2 separate regions of the Homo sapiens genome follow, and region 2 is linked to region 1. Evidence: read pairs that join two places in POLR2A ChIA-PET (ENCODE). Cell type or tissue: MCF 10A. All regions are shown on one strand. Links, peaks and the distances in the headings refer to the core of each region. The heading gives the core; the rest is flanking DNA.

Evidence for each region. Peaks named below come from ENCODE experiments on the same cell type or tissue, not always from the same donor. Only the 100,000 strongest peaks of a DNase experiment are listed, where the experiment ranks them.
Region 2: POLR2A ChIA-PET joins it to region 1 with 8 read pairs; 3 of 35 experiments call an interaction of 5 or more read pairs at or near these places.

What each region holds. Positions count from the first base shown.
Region 1 is chr1:68,636,150-68,644,238 of GRCh38, reverse strand. LOC107984967 (a long non-coding RNA gene) reads left to right here. Exons shown (of 4, transcript XR_001738104.3): 3 at 6,035-6,169; 4 at 6,864-7,063. Among named protein-coding and RNA genes, the nearest start is that of DEPDC1, 140 kb to the right of the region's middle. In MCF 10A, for the core only: no CTCF peak of the experiment used is centred there; no DNase peak of the experiment used is centred there.
Region 2 is chr1:68,722,307-68,730,395 of GRCh38, reverse strand. No RefSeq gene overlaps it. Among named protein-coding and RNA genes, the nearest start is that of DEPDC1, 230 kb to the right of the region's middle. In MCF 10A, for the core only: no CTCF peak of the experiment used is centred there; a DNase peak (open chromatin) is centred at 4,935.

The DNA of each region.
Region 1 (8,089 bases), core at 1,967-4,466:
AACAGTACTGACATTATTGGGTGAAGATTAAATGAGATAATGCAAATAAAATGCTTAGCATAATGTCTGGCAAAATATAAGCCATTAATATTCTTTATGTAATATTTATTGGAGATTTAATAGGTACCAGCCACTCACTATATGGCAAGAATACAAAGATGAATCCAAGAACACTGTATTGCTAAATCCTCTGCCAATAATTTTACCAAGGTAATTTTTGAAGCAGAAATAACTTCTATATTCACGTTTCCATGACTTGTAAGCTAGTCATGAGTTCTACCAAATTCCTCAAGTGTTAAGAATAAGAATGATTCAATGTTGAGAGGGCAAGTGAAAGAACAGCCTTAAATTAGACAATTCCAAGGAGGAGAATTAGTCTTACTGTTCTTATTAAAAACATAAAGCAGTCCCTCCTGCCACTCATAAAGAAATCTCTCATAACTGGTGGCTTCTAGTACCTAGAAAATTATGGGTTTAGAGTTTATACTGTTTAAACAAGACTAGTCTTTGTGAAGATGTATTTGAGCATAGAATAGGAAACCACCTATTCACAATAGCAAAGACTTGGAACCAATCCAAATGTCCATCAATGATAGACTGGATTAAGAAAATGTGGCACATATACACCATGGAATACTATGCAGCCATAAAAAAGGATGAGTTCATGTCCTTTGTAGGGACATGGATGAAGCTGGAAACCATCATTCTCAGCAAACTATTGCAAGGACAAAAAAACAAACACCGTATGTTCTCACTCATAGGTGGGAATTGAACAATGAGAACACTTGGACACAGGAAGGGGAACATCACACACTGGGGCCTGTCGTGGGGTGGGAGGGGGAGGGATAGCATTAGGAGATATACCTAATGTAAATGACGAGTTAATGGGTGCAGCACACCAACCTGGCACATGTATACATATGTAACAAACCTGCACCTTGTGCACATGTACCCTAGAACTTAAAGCATAAAAAAAAAGAAATACCTAATGTAAATGATGAGTTAACAGGTGCAGCACACCAACATGGCACATGTATACCTATGTAACAAACCTGCACATTGTGCACATGTACCCTAGAACTTAAACTATAATTAAAAAGAGGGGAGAAAAAAGAATAGGAAACCACCTTGAACTAAAAAGCACAGTTGTCTTAAGTGCTTCTCTGCTACATGGTTCTTCCTTATTGAAGCAAATGGGTATATGCAAAACTAAAAGATAATCCCCTAGTGGAAGAAGAAACAAACCCCAAGTGTGATATATGCTAAGCCTGTTATTTATATATTTTTGCCTATATGGAGAACGTTCTTTGTTTTTGTTTATGTAGCAATATTGGAAAAGCATATGTAACACAAGAAAACTAACATAACCCATAATAGATCTCAGTGCAGATATAAGGAAGTTTAAAACCAGATGTATGTCAATGTAGGAAAACCAAGCTAAGAAATTTTCCAAGACATTTTTCTTATTCATTCTCTCAGATCTACCCTAAAACTACCAATCCAAACCTTTAGCAAAGAGGTCAATATTTTTAACAATACCCCCGGGAATCATTATAAACATACACAGACTAGTACTGGATCACAAGTGTTTATTGGATATGCATAAAAATAATAAATAGATAACCCTTATTACCCCATATTTGCTACAAACACTTTTTCCACTTTTTACAGGTGTTAACTCATTTAATCCTTGTAGCTGTCCTATGAACTGAGTTCTATTATTATCCACATTTTACAGATGTGAGACAGGCACTGAAAGAATGTGACTTGCCAAAGCCCATCAAGTAGACTTTAATTCCTCATGTGGAGGTAATAATGATCACAAACATACCAACAGTGCTTCACTGTTTACAGTGTGATCTTGATTATCATTTTTCTATCTGAACTCTTAAAACACCATTGAAGTTAGTAGCAAAGTTATAAGTATGTTTGTTATGTAAATGAAGTCACTTCAGAAGTCTCGCAACTGAGCTCAAACCAGGCCTTCTGACCGTGTTCTTATTTCTTTCCATTCTGGTTTCAAAAATTCTTTTCAACCCTATTGTTCCAGAATCCTATGAAGTTGCAGAATCCTTTTTTTATATATACATATATATGTGTATGTATATGTATACACAGGCACATACACACACACACATATATATATATATATATCAAGCTCTTTTTGTGGATATATTACATATATTTTAACTCATTTAATTCTCACAATTCCATGGGTAAGTTCTATCTAGATAAGAAAACTAAAGAACTGAGAGATAAATAATTTGTTCAAAACATAGTAGGATTAGGATTCAAACCCAAGTAGCCTGACTCTAGAGACTGTGCTCTTAACCATTACATTATGTGGTCTCACAGAAAAAAAAAATCCTAAATGGTATTTATTAAAAAGAAATAAAAGTGTAAGTTTAAAATAGCACTTATGACTTGAAACACCCCTTGGAAACTAAAGTTAATAAATTGATCAATAAGTATTTATTGAACGTTTTCTTTGGGCAGGCATTATGATAAGCACTGCTGAAAATAGAAATATAATAAAATATTTTTATATTTTATGAAAAAATGTAAGCTATATCCCTCTTCACAAAAGAAGTTCACTCTAGCTATGGAAAATAGATTTATATATATATGTAAGTCATCTTCAACAAAATTTAAACAATCATGTTCATAACATAATAAATGCTATAAAAATTGCTTAGATATGGAATATAAAACCCAACAAAAGGAATTATGTGGAGGGAAGTCCTATTACAACTTAAACCAAAATAAAAATAAAAGTTGGTTCTTAAAGAAATAGCATCCATTTCATATAAAAACATAAAGAGCACAATTTAGCAATAGATTTGCCCTAAATCTCATTAATCCTTTTTTTAAAAGTACATTACTTTGTATTTGAGATCTATATTTGAAGCAACAGAGAAAAAAATAAGAGGTAAAAAGTGTCTGATATCTTTTACATAGACCTAAATTCTTTTAAACATCTGATTGCTGAAGAATTGTCTACAGAATTTAATGAGATGCTTGATTGCTACATAAGACCATTGCTGCATTATTTCTTGATGAGAACAGACTTTATGTCTACAATATTGATGAGAATACAATACAGTACAGAACATCAAAAGACTATGTGCAACCTTAGTCTAGTCCTTCCCTCTGGGTAAAAAGTATAGGCGTATATGCCTGCTCTTCCGGTATACTTCTCTTGATAGAGTTTATAGTAGAGAATCATGATAAGTACAAGGTCCATTAGTAACAAAAATAAAGGCAGGGTGGCAGTTAAACTGAACATCATTAGCAAACATCACACTAATTACTCATTTTGTTATTAGTGTTAACTGTGCTGCCAGTTAATTATATTTGAATAAGAAAATGACAATGCACACAGAAAAATTCAAACCACACTGAAACAAAAAGAATCACACTAGGGCATGGAAATCCACTGTAAAGAAGAAAACTTCTGTGTTAGGAAGCAAATAATCTGCAAGAGTCTTTTGCACCAAAGGAATTTTTTTCATGTAAGAAACATTCAGAAAATGTATACTATTATGCTAGACGCATAGAAATGTGAGAAAAAGAGACATAGTCCTCAATATTTAGGTTCACTTTTATTTAAAAAAAAACACATAAAGAGATAATTGTATTAGACATTGTGTTAAGCATTATAATAAAGATTGGTTCCTCATATGGAAACATGTGAAACTTAAGAGGAAACAACTAATCCTCTGGAGAAATTAGAAAAGGAATAAATGAAGAGATGACTGTGAGTAGCGTATTGAAAATTGAGCAAAAAATAAGCATGTGGAAAGAAAGAAAGCAGGGAAAATGAAACCCTGGAATCACACCAGGCTTTTCTCCTATGAAAAAGAAAGTTTGTTTGCAAGGTAAGTGACCAAAACAGGTGAGATTTCCTCTTTAATAAGAAAACATTTCCTGTGAAGGGCTGATTAATCCTGGCTAACATGCTGAAACAGCTCTGTATTAGCAAAAATCTTGAACCTTTCCCTCAAAGATCTTCAGATTGGTCAAAACTCTAGTCCTTTAGAAAGTAGGAAGGATTAAAATGCTATTGATAAAATTCACAGACGAACTGATAAAATGAAAATAGAATTATAAAGTACAAATTCTTTGCTAGAAATTATCTGCAGCAGGTATATTGAATGCTATTTTTATTGTGATGCAGGTCACAACCCTGCTGTTACTGCAGGGACTTCTGTGTTTGGACTAATCAGAATCTCATTTTTTTGGATAAATGATAGAATCAACAATCTTCAGGATAGTAGTTTTCCTAACAAAAAAAAATGCAAAGGTGTCTCTAAAGCAGAGACCTGCATGTTTAATCAAAATGACTCAGCCTGGGCAACATAGAGAGACCCTGTCTACAAAAAAATAAGAATAAAAATAAATGATCCAGGAGTGGTGGCACGCACCTGTGACTTCAGCTGCTCAAGAGGCTGAGGTGGGAGGATTACTTGAGCCCTCAGAGGTCAAGGCTGCAGTGAGCCGTGATTGCACGACTCCCCTTCAGCCTGGGTGACAAAGCAAGACCCCGTCTCCAGAAAAAAAGAAAAAAAAATGACTCACCCTCTTCAAGAGCAAAGGAGGCTGACAAGTGACCCTACAGGGGAACAAATATTAAGGAAAAGGATCAGACTGTAATTCTCTGAGGACAACCCCTCAGCTCTATGATATGCAAATCCCCTATGGGCACCTGGAATTCAGAGGGCATTCCTCCATCAAATGTATACTAATGAGTCCTGCAAAGATTCTCAAACTCTGGGCATTAGTCCCTTGAGCAAATCTGTCTGGGCAGTTGATGTCACATAGCATATTTATTAAATCAATTTTTAACAGACCAGATGGTGTTATTGTTGACAAAAACAAGTGATCCAGTGATTTAATAGAACATAAGAGATATAGATTTTTTTCTTTTATCTCCCAACTGCCCCTGGAATCCTGCTTTTGAAAATAAGATACACAAGGACAAATAATTTAAGTGATACTTTCTCTGGTTTCACAAACTACTAAAGAAGAGTGGTCTGAGAGACAGATGACAAGGTGACAATCCATTACTAAAAAAATGAAGAAAAACTCCCAGAAAACTATATTTGATGTTTAAAGCTTTAAAAAGCAAATGCCCTTCAGGAATAATTTAGTTGAAGAATGTGGATTGTTTGCTGAATTTCATTCTTCTTATTTTATGACAACAAAACCAGCAGCTTCCCCTTAATTTTGGGATACTGCTCCATTCACATCTCTTACTTTCTTTAATATAGAATAGGGTAAGTCTCTTTTGAACATCTCATCTCTTCCTGTCACCCACCCTTAGATTGATAGCAAGAAAAGCAATGTGCCTTAAAGTGAAATGGTCTCTTGACCTCTTCCAAATCCACCTTCTTGAATAGAATAGAAATCATTAGGTTTTATGTTTGAGTATTGACCTTAATATTTTTGAAAAATGAAAAAACATGCCATTTTTAAAGCAGTCAATAGCTTTTCTATTTCTCTAAACATTAAAGATTCTACTCATCTCTAGGAGAAGACCACATTTTCACTTTAGGATAAGACAATTTAAAACATAGTTTGGCTAGGTAAAAATAAGCAAGGAACCCATATGGCATGAAAAGCTGTGAATTATTAAGGTGCTCAGGCACTTTCCATGGACTGTCATTGGCTAAGTATTCATTGCCAGTGATGTTTCAAATATCTAGAATTTTTTTCTTCTTTAGGATGCTGTTTTTCCTTTCTGAGGGCCTGAATTCAAATAGGAAGTGGCAAGATCTCTTCAAGATATTCCAACTGAGCAGTAGAGCAGTCTTTACAACATGGTAGAAAGCCAGACCCTAAGGAGACAGATGGCCAGTAGAAGACTTCTTATGGAGAGTCTTAGTATATGAGTCTGGGAACCATTATGTATAGTAGATCAGCTAGTTTTAAATTATTTTCTTCATTGTTGCTTCAGTTACTATGGTCACATAACAGATTGCTCTCACACTAATAAACATGTATAATATAAAGCAGCCATTTATTTTGCTCTTAGGTTTTATGGATTAAGAAGTCCAACAGGGTACAACAGAGGTGGCTTTTCTATGCCTTATAACGTCTGCGGTCTCAGATGGAAGACTCAAAGATGAGGAAGTGCAATCATCTAAAGACAGCTACCCTCCTATGTCAGGTAGTTGATGCCTGCTTCTGACTGATGGCCTCTCCTCTCCAAATGGGCCTTTCCATTAAGTCTCTCCAACATAGTGGCTTCAGGGTCATAGGCTTTTTTCACAGCAGCTCATGATTCCAAGGACATATGTCCTGAAACAGATAAAGAATGAAAGAAAGAGTTTGAGATGAGGGGAGTAAAGGATTATACCACCTCCTTTGACCTAACTTCAGAAGTCACAAAGCGTCATTTCCACTGCATCCTACATAACAGAAGCAAGTCAAAAAGAAGGATTCATTCAACAGAAAGAAACATACCGGCCCCCGCCTCTTGATGGAAGAGTGTGTAAACATTACTATAGCAAATACACTTTAAGGTGACTGCACCGAGACACACACTTATGTAATTCATTCTCCTTGAAAGTAGAACCAGAGACTTGCCTCTAAACTGTAAAGTATGGCAAAAACCTTGATTAGATTATGTTATGAGATAAATGTGGTGTTATGCTGCACCGTTAATTGGGCTATGTTTTATGGAATGAATCTTTTTGTTCACTCAAAATTCATATGTTGAAACCCTAACCCCCAATGTGATGGTATTTGAAGGCGGGTCCATTGGGGATGATTAGATCATGAGGTTGGAGACTCATTATGAGATTAGTGTACTTATAAGAACACTGGAAATCTCTATTTCTTTCTCTCTTTGTGTGTCCAAGGAATGATAATACTGCAAAAATGTAGCAGTCTGAAAGCCAGGAAGAGAGCCCTTACCGGAAACCAACCATAGTGCCACCCTGATCTTGGACTTCTGGCCTCCAGAACTGTGAGAAAATAAATTTCTGTCATAAAGTCACTCAATCTATGGTATTTTGTTATGACAGCCTAAGCAGACTTGTATGTTATATAGCAAAGATGATGTGATGTCACTGCCAGGATGATATGCCATATAAGACTCATCTTGATAGACTGGAAAGGAAAGTTCTCCTGGCCTTCAAGAAACAAGTTGCTTTGATGTAAACTGCCTGTAGATAGGTTCATATGTCAAGTAACTAGGTGGCTTTTAGGAACTGACAGGCTCAGGCCTAGAGTTGAAAGTTATAGAGGGAAAAACCTGAGCAAGCTTGGAAGTGACTTCTTTCCATCCAAAACCTCCAAATGAGAATGTAGTCCAGGTAATGCCTTGATTATTACCTGGTGAGATCCTGAAGCAGAAAACCCAGCTAAGGCATGCCTAGATTCTGATCAACAGAAACTGTGAGAGATAATAAATGGGTATTATTGAAACCACTAAATTTTTGGTAAATTGTTATTCAGCAATAAAAAACTAATACAATCACATCACATGAAGAACATGTAGGATGGTGTGGCCATCTTAGGAAAATGCAATCTGCCCTAACTGTTCATTCTTCTTTGCCCATCCATAAATCTTTAGTAACCTGAGATGGACATTGCAGTTCAGGCTCAATTATGCAGTGGGAAATTAAGGAATGAAATTGTGTCCCCACTTGCAGCAAAGTAGTTTAGAGGAGAGTAGCGGCATAGGAAGAACCATTCCCAAGACCCCAGTAAGTAACTTGCAGAACATTGGAGCAAAGGCCCACAGCTAGAAAGCTGGGTGAAACAGCAAACTACATCCAGACAGCTTTGTGGAATATGTGAAGTGAACATGTTCCTCAAGAATTCTAGGACATGATTAGAGTTGGGAACCTGGTAAAATGGCAGGACTTCTGATTTCAAGTGTATTTGAGAATCAGACTTGTTATTTGGGTAGTGAAGGGGAGTGTAATTTCTAGACTATGGCAAAGTCTATATTGCATGGGTCACATATGTGTGGCATAACAAGACTAGACATATTACAATGCCCCACTTTTTGCAGAAATCATGGATTTTTTCCCTTCTTAAATTCAATTATGTTTAGTTTAATCTTTTGCTCATCATTTGC
Region 2 (8,089 bases), core at 3,453-5,952, 85 kb before region 1:
TCAGAAAATTAACAATCATGGCAGAAGGTGAAGCGATAGCAAGACGTCTCACGTGGTGTGGGCAGGAGCAAGGAAGTGAGGGGAGAGGTGCTACACACTTTTAAACAACCAGATCTCAGGATAACTCACTATCACAAGAACAGCACCTAGGGGATGGTGCTAACCCATTCATGAGAACACCACCTCTATGAGCCAATCATCTCCCACCAGGCCCCACCTCCAACACTGGGGATTACAATTCAACATGAGATTTGGGTAGGAACACAGATCCAAACCATATCAACAGTATATAATCATTATTTTTTTAAAGTGTAATGGTTGGGGTTGAAAAGCACATTATCTACAGCTGAAGAGATAGTTAGAAGCAATTGAACTGAAAAATGCAAAATAGGGTATGGAAGCTAATAAAGAGAGATTAAGATATATGGAAGACAGAATGAAAAGGTCTAACATGAAGCTAACTGCAGGTCTAGAAGGAAAGAATAGAGAAAATAAAGACACAATGTGTGGCTTTAATGGCTTATGGCTTTCTAGAACTGACAAAGGGCATGAATTAATGATACATGAACCCCACTTACTATGATGAATAAATAAAAGGAAATCCACATCTAAAAATATTGTACTGGCCAGGCGTGGTGGCTCCCGCCTGTAATTCCAGCACTTTGGGAGGCCGAGGCAGGCAGATCATGAGGTCAGGAGATCGAGACCATCCTGGCTGACACGGTGAAACCCTGTCTCTACTAAAAATACAAAAAATTAGCCGGGCATGGTGGCGGGCGCCTGTAGTCCCAGCTACTTGGGAGGCTGAGGCAGGAGAATGACGTGAACCCGGGAGGCAGAGCTTGCAGTGAGCCGAGATAGCGCCACTGCACTCCAGCCTGGGCGACAGAGTGAGACTCTGTCTCAAAAACAACAAAACAAAACAAAACAAATTGTACTGAAACTGCAGAAAATGAAAATGAAAACATAGAGAAGATATAAAAAGAGTGAGAAATAAAAGACAGTTTACCTAGAAAGAAAAGACAAATAGGCTGATACCATGCTTCTTAATACCAACAATAGAAACTAAAAATAACAATATATTCAAATTGCTGAGGGAAAATGGCTATCAAGTCCTACTTTTGCACCCAGAAAATCATAATTTTTAAGAATAAGGGACAAATAAATACAGCACATGATTTTTTAAAGTATTTTTATGCAACATTCTTATGTTAAAGGATATCTAACATATGTATTTTACTAGAAAAGGAAATTATCCCAGGAAGAACTTTTAAGATCTAAGAAAGCATGATAAGCAAATAATTTATAAGCTTGTAAATAAATCTCAAACGCAAAATAACATATATATCGGGATAGTAATAAAGTGTTTTAAGGCCCTTGGATTACTTGGGGGAGGAGCTAAAGTACTAACTCCTGAGTTTGTTAAGTAAAGCATGCACAGAAACATTTTAAGGTTAACCACGAAAAAGCAGTAATAGGCTGTATAATTTTCACACTAGTAGAATGGAGAAAAAAAGGACAGAAAAACAAACAATAATCACAACAAAACTCAATCAATGGTAAAAAAACAAAGGCCAGAAAATAAAAAGAAAGATGCTGGGAATAAATTAAAATAAGTGAATACTCATAATAAATACAAATGAACTACAGATGTCATATAAAAGAACCAGACTGCAGAATTTAAATTAAAAAAAAAAAACACTTTATGCTGTTTAAGAGAAGTACCAAGAACATAAGAACAAAAATAATTGAAAATGTAAACATGGAAAAAGACACCAGACAACTCTAAACAAAAAGCACAATAATATAATATTAACAGACAAAAAAGATTTTAAAAATGCTTTTATGAGTTGAACAAATTACTACATAAAAGTAGATGGTTCAATTCTCTAAGAAGATATGATAACATTAACCCAATTCATATAATAAATCTCAAATTATGCAAATAAATTTTGATGAAGGAAGAATGGACAAATCCATCATTAAAATGGAAAGTTCCAATACAACTCTCTCAATTGAATAAACAACCAAAAAATAGTGAAGATACTGAATATTTGAAAAACACAATAAGTTTGAATTATTGGACATAAGTTCTTATTTACGTGATTAAAGAATACACGTATTTCTCAGTGCACCTGAATATTTATAAAAATTGTGGCATAAAGCAAGTATCAAAGAATTTGCATCATACAAACTGTTTGCTCATACATCACAAATATCTTAAAAGTTAATTTTAAAATTCTTAAATTCTATGTTGGAATTCAAAATCACACTTTTAAGTAGCTTATGAATTAAGAAATTATAAATAAATTGTAAATGTACAAGAATTAGACAAAAATGAAGATATGATATTGAAATTTATGAAATGCAAATAATATGTTACTTAGAAATTTGTAGACTTAAATGCTTACATTAGAAAAGTAGAAGGTATGTTAGAACAAAAGATGAAATAAATTTGGGTGCGGTCTATTGGTAAAGGACAATTTAGGCCAAAAATGACAGAGATGATAATGAAAGATTATATTACAGAATTTATTAATTTTATCTGTTGTACATTACAGAAGAATTGAGCCAAAGTCATTTAGGACATTTTCTATAGACCCTAAAAGAAAGTCAAAAATCTGGCAAATCTCAATTGAAATTAACAATCCATTATGTGTATTAATATTAAAGGCAGCTGGCCATAAAAGAGCAATATAGATTTTATAAAGTATCAGGACTTACTTAATTGCATAAATATTGTTTGTCTCAAAGTAGTTACACCTAATATAAGGAACAATGAAGTAGTGATTGCTTTAAAAAATAATGTGATGGGTTTCAGCTTCTGGAAATAGCCGAATAGATCCTAACAAACCAAACCTCCTGCCAATAACAACTATAAATTCTGGGCAAAATATAATTTCAGTATCCATAAAAAGGAATGAGATCATGCCTTTTGTGGGAACATGGATGGAGCTGGAGGCTATTATCCTCAGCAAACTAACGCAGAAACAGAAAACCAAATACCACATGTTCTCAGATATATGTGAGAGCTAAATGATGAGAACACAAGGACACATAGTGGGGAGCAACACATTGGGGTTTGTGGGAGGGCCTGGAGATGGGAGGAGGGAGAGGAGCAAAAAAATAACTATTAGGTACTGGGATTAATTCTCGCATGATTAAATAATCTGTGCAACAAACCCCCACGAAATGAATTTACCTATGTAACTAACCTTCACATGTAACCTTGAACCTGAAATAAAAGTTTTCCAAAAAACTTCCTGGAGGCACTGGAGAATGAACAAAAGCAGGCAGATAATGGGTAAGAGGAAGGGCAAATTTTTGGAAGAAGGGAATAGCATAAGCGAGTTTCCCTTTTTAATAGAAATTTAGGAAACTGAGGGCAGGCCCTAGTCAGTTTAAATGGGGATATTAAAAAAAAATACACTGTTTTACCAACAAGATGAGCCAGGAATATGATGCTTATAGCGTAATATACAGAGAACACTCAAAGACTGAAGAATTCATGAGATATTTTTAAAGGGGATAGGTTGATGAAATAATCGTACAAAAGTGACATTGATTGTTGTGGACCTACTAAACATTAAGCATTGTGAAAAAATACCAAGTTAAATCTGGCACTGGTTCCACCCTCAAGTAGCTTATGGTAGGTAATAGATTACTGATCAATCCTATCAGTAAGGTACAGATTAAATTCTGTGAGCTTTCAGAGGAATAGATCAAACAAGGTTTTGGACAGATGAAAATCTGAGATGTCCTAAACGATGAAAAGTTTTGGATTTTGTAGAGAAAAGGGGAAGGTTATTGCAGGAGGAAGGACCAGCATAAGGAAAAGTTGAAGCAGTAAAAAGCAACTAGGAGACTGGGAATAGTAGGTAGTAAAATAGAATAGCTAGACCTGAGGATAAGTGAATGTTAGTAATAGGAAATTGTTTTGATAAGGTGGTTCATATCACTAAAAGCTTTTAATACCAACAACAAAAAGTGACCAAGATGCCCCCATCTCTTGAAACCCTAACATGCTTAAAAATTAACCGCTAGAAAGGAATCTTTAATTATTATGATTTTTAAGGAACTCATATCTCTAAATAGAGAAAAAGATAATAAAGTAGCTATGATTTAAGTAAAGATGTAAAAGAAAAAATTGTTATTAGATTTAAATCATACAAAAATATAGTCTAGTGATGAGTGACATTAGGAAGAAAGAGTTACATATATAAAGAAGAAAATTTTTAAAAGATAATATATAGGAGGTATGAACTAGAGGGCACAGACCTCTTCCAAAATCTTGACCAGAAACATCAGACAGAGAAACATTGTCCACTCAAGTCTGAGAGCACGTGATAGGTTTGTTCCACATGAGCCTTATACCTGTAGATGTGAGCCAAGGATAGAGGGAAAGAAAGCAGGAGAAATAAATATTCCAGTGTACCAGGAAATTAATCATTCCAGAGAAAATAATCAAATAGTATAAAAAAAAATTTCCCTCAGAAGACTTACAAGATACTGCATAATTTAGGTCACCTAAACAGCCTAAATAATCCACGTCTGATGTTTTCAGGTGCTTTCTGGTTATTGCTGCAGATCTCATTCCTGAATTAAAAGCACAATAATATGTTTATTTGTGGGGTACCTACATTTTAATGCTGCCTACTCAGTCTCTTTCTATTTTATGTTCATTACTACACAGAAGATACCTCTTCTGTAAGGCATCCCAGACAGTTTTGTTTTTACACACACACACACACACACACACACACACACACAGTATTGTTCTGGGGGTGTTACTGCTACTGAACAGGGGAGTCATGACAAGCAGAGCATATGATGACTGATAAACACTGTCTAATGGAATTACCTCTCGAGAAATTGTGGGTAATCTAATGAAACTGTTTGTTACAAACAGTCCAGGCACCTCCATGGTGGCACGATGCCCAGTTTCTCCATTGCCAGGAAACATCCATTCTCAGGGGTGGGGGAAGGAAGGGATCTGGTTAGCAAGGTCTGCTGATTTTCCCCTCTGTCTCAAATGCCTTCTCTTTGACATAGGTATTACTGTAACTTCAGGGATGCCATTAGGGGGTAACAGATATATATATCAGCAAAAGAAACTATGATCACCTTTTTCTGAAGACTAAATCAAACAAAAGTCAACCACATACACAAAGAACCCCAAACACACAGACATAGTCTGTGCCTCTCTAAGTTACCCAGAGATCTCCATCTAAAGAAGGCAGTGTGGTGGGTCTCTGCCTTCCCCTGCCATCTAGTGCTAACATAAAATGATTGTCTTTTATTTTGTGTTTAATTTTAGAAATATTTTCTTAGCTTGCAAGATTTAATTCAAGAGCCTCCTCCTCTATTATGCCATTCTAAACCTGTGTGTATCCATTTATGGGCAGATGGACATGTCCCCCAGTTTGTGCCGTGTATAAATAGATTCACTCCTATTGACAGAATTTTTTTTTTTTTTGAGACAGAGTATTGCCCTGTCCCCCAGGCTGGAGTTCAGTGGCACCATCTCAGCTCACTGCAACCTCCGCCTCCCAGGTTCAAGCAATTCTGCCTGTGCCTCCCAAGTGGCTGGGATTACAGGCATGTGCCACCATGCCCAGCTAATTTTTGTATTTTTAGTAGAGATGGGGTTTCATCATGTTGGCCAGGCTGGTCTTGAACTCCTGACCTCATGATCCACCCACCTTGGCCGCCCAAAGTGCTGGAATTACAGGCGTGAGCCACCGTGCCCAGCCTTGACAGACTTTTTTAAATGTCAATTACCTACCTCCCTCCTTGGATATCTCAATGTTATTCACATTTTGACAACATGAAACAAATAAATACAATAGGAAACCATAGATATCATGGTTCACATGTAAAGAGAACGCCACTTGAATCCCTTTTACTTGCTTTGTCCATGTGTCAGAACATATCATTAATCAATATTAGTGAGTTCAACCTTAATTTAACATGTATTGAGTGCAGTCCTAGGCACAGTGCTAGCAGTAGAGATTCACCAATGAGTGAAACACAATTTCTACCCTAAATGAGCTTAACAACTAGTGGAGAGTTGTAAGACAGAGAGGTAACACTATAAGGGCAGAGACTTTGTTATTGTTTAGGTAGTTCACTGATCCATTCCCCAAACCTAGAATAATGTCTGGCACATACAAGGTGAATGAATGAATAAATGAGGAAAGTACAGGAGGCTGTGACGGTGCATTGGAGAGGCAGTACTGGAGGGCTCACCACTGCTATACCTTCAGAATGCCACTCTGCCTGCTGGACTGGCCTTGCTATGTGTCCCTGAAACCACAGTCTCCTCACCTTGCACCATATACTAGCACTCAATATTTTTAGACACCTGTGCTGTCTGCTTTGCCCCTGAACACTAAGCATGACTATGCCTACAACATTACTGAAGGTACAGTACCATGATGACAATGATTATCAGGGAAAATTTGATAAGTAAGTATCAGCTTGAAAGCAAAAGGCAGCATGACACAATGGTTTCTACCACCTCTTTATTATGTGCCAGGCTTGAGTCATAGCCAAAAGTTTCAGTAGGTAGCAAAGAATTAGAGGATTTCATCATGTCTGCCTGTAAGCTCTGTTTATCGTTTTAGTACATTTATTAATATATTAATACATGGGGTTGTATATTATAGAAGGGAACAATTTCCTTCCTGTATCCAAATTCCTTTGTATCCTGCAAAATAGGAAGTATTGAGAAAAAGCCTCTGTTATTCCCTACACCACCTCTCTTACTTTTTCCATAGGAAGAAATCATGAATTATTTAACTAAAGAGATTGTTAAAGAAGAAGTATGAGTGCACATAGCTCTACCCCTTTTTTGGCTCTCTTTGGAGAGAGCTTGCCCCTAGGAAGTACACATTCTTACTTCCTCGAGGGTGAAAGGTTACTCAGGCTAAGCAGGCTCTGTTCTTAAAGGAAAACATCGAAGTCTCTACCTTGTAACAATGTAGGTTAGTAACCTACCATAAAATCCTATGAAGATTACTGAGAGCCCATTTGAACCTCAGATGTAAATTAGATTCTCCATTAAATTTTAGTGGGAATCGGTGGATGATTTGACCCTAAGTGATGCAAACCCCCCAAATATGAGACAGTTCTCAGTTAATTTAAAAAGTTTGTTTTGCCAAGGTCAAGGATGCACACTTGTGACACAGCCTCAGGAGGTCCTGACGACATGTGGCCAAGGTGGTAGTAGTACAGCTTGGTTTCACACATTTTAGGGAGACATGAGACATCAATCAAAATGTGTAACATGTACTTTGGTTCAGTCCAGAAACGGGACAACTCAAGGTGAAGGCGGGACAACTTGAAGTGGGGAGGGGGCTTCCAGGTCATAGGTAGTTAGGAGAATTTGGTTGCATCTTTCAAGTTTCTGATTGGCCTCTCCAAATGAGGCAATCAGATATGCACTTATCTCAGTGAGCAGAGGGGTGACTTTGAATAGAGTGGGAGGCAGGTTTGCTCTAAGCAGTTCCCAGCTTAACTTTTCCCTTTAGCTTCCTGATTTAGGGGGCCCCAAAGTTTATATTCCTTTCACAGTGATGAAAGTATCTATTTATCATTTTTTTCAGAACGTGGAGAGGGGAGTATAATTAGTTAGTTGGCTTCCTTAGGATCCCAGTGCCAATGACCAGGAATCTAATATTAACTGAGCACTTACTATATACAAGCAGTTAATGCTGGGTAATGTTTATGTAATTTGATATTCCACTATTTTCCAAATGTAGAAACTGAGGTATAGAGGGATTACATGGGTCCAAAGTCACATAACAAATCTAGGGCAAGTCTGTATAAATGCAGAGCCTGTGCTCATTCCTTTATACCACTGTGCCTTCTATTTTTCTAATGTGCTAAAAACATCACTTGGCATATCATTTAGCTTAAGAGGCTGGGAGCAGGAGGGGAAGAAAAAGAATATTATATAAGAATTATATTAAATTTGAATTTGTGGGCAAGAGGTTCTGGGACAAATAATGATCCTGTCAGGCACAATAGATCATAAGGTTTTCATTGAATTTTATAAAATAAAAAGGGTAATTAAATATACTTGAAT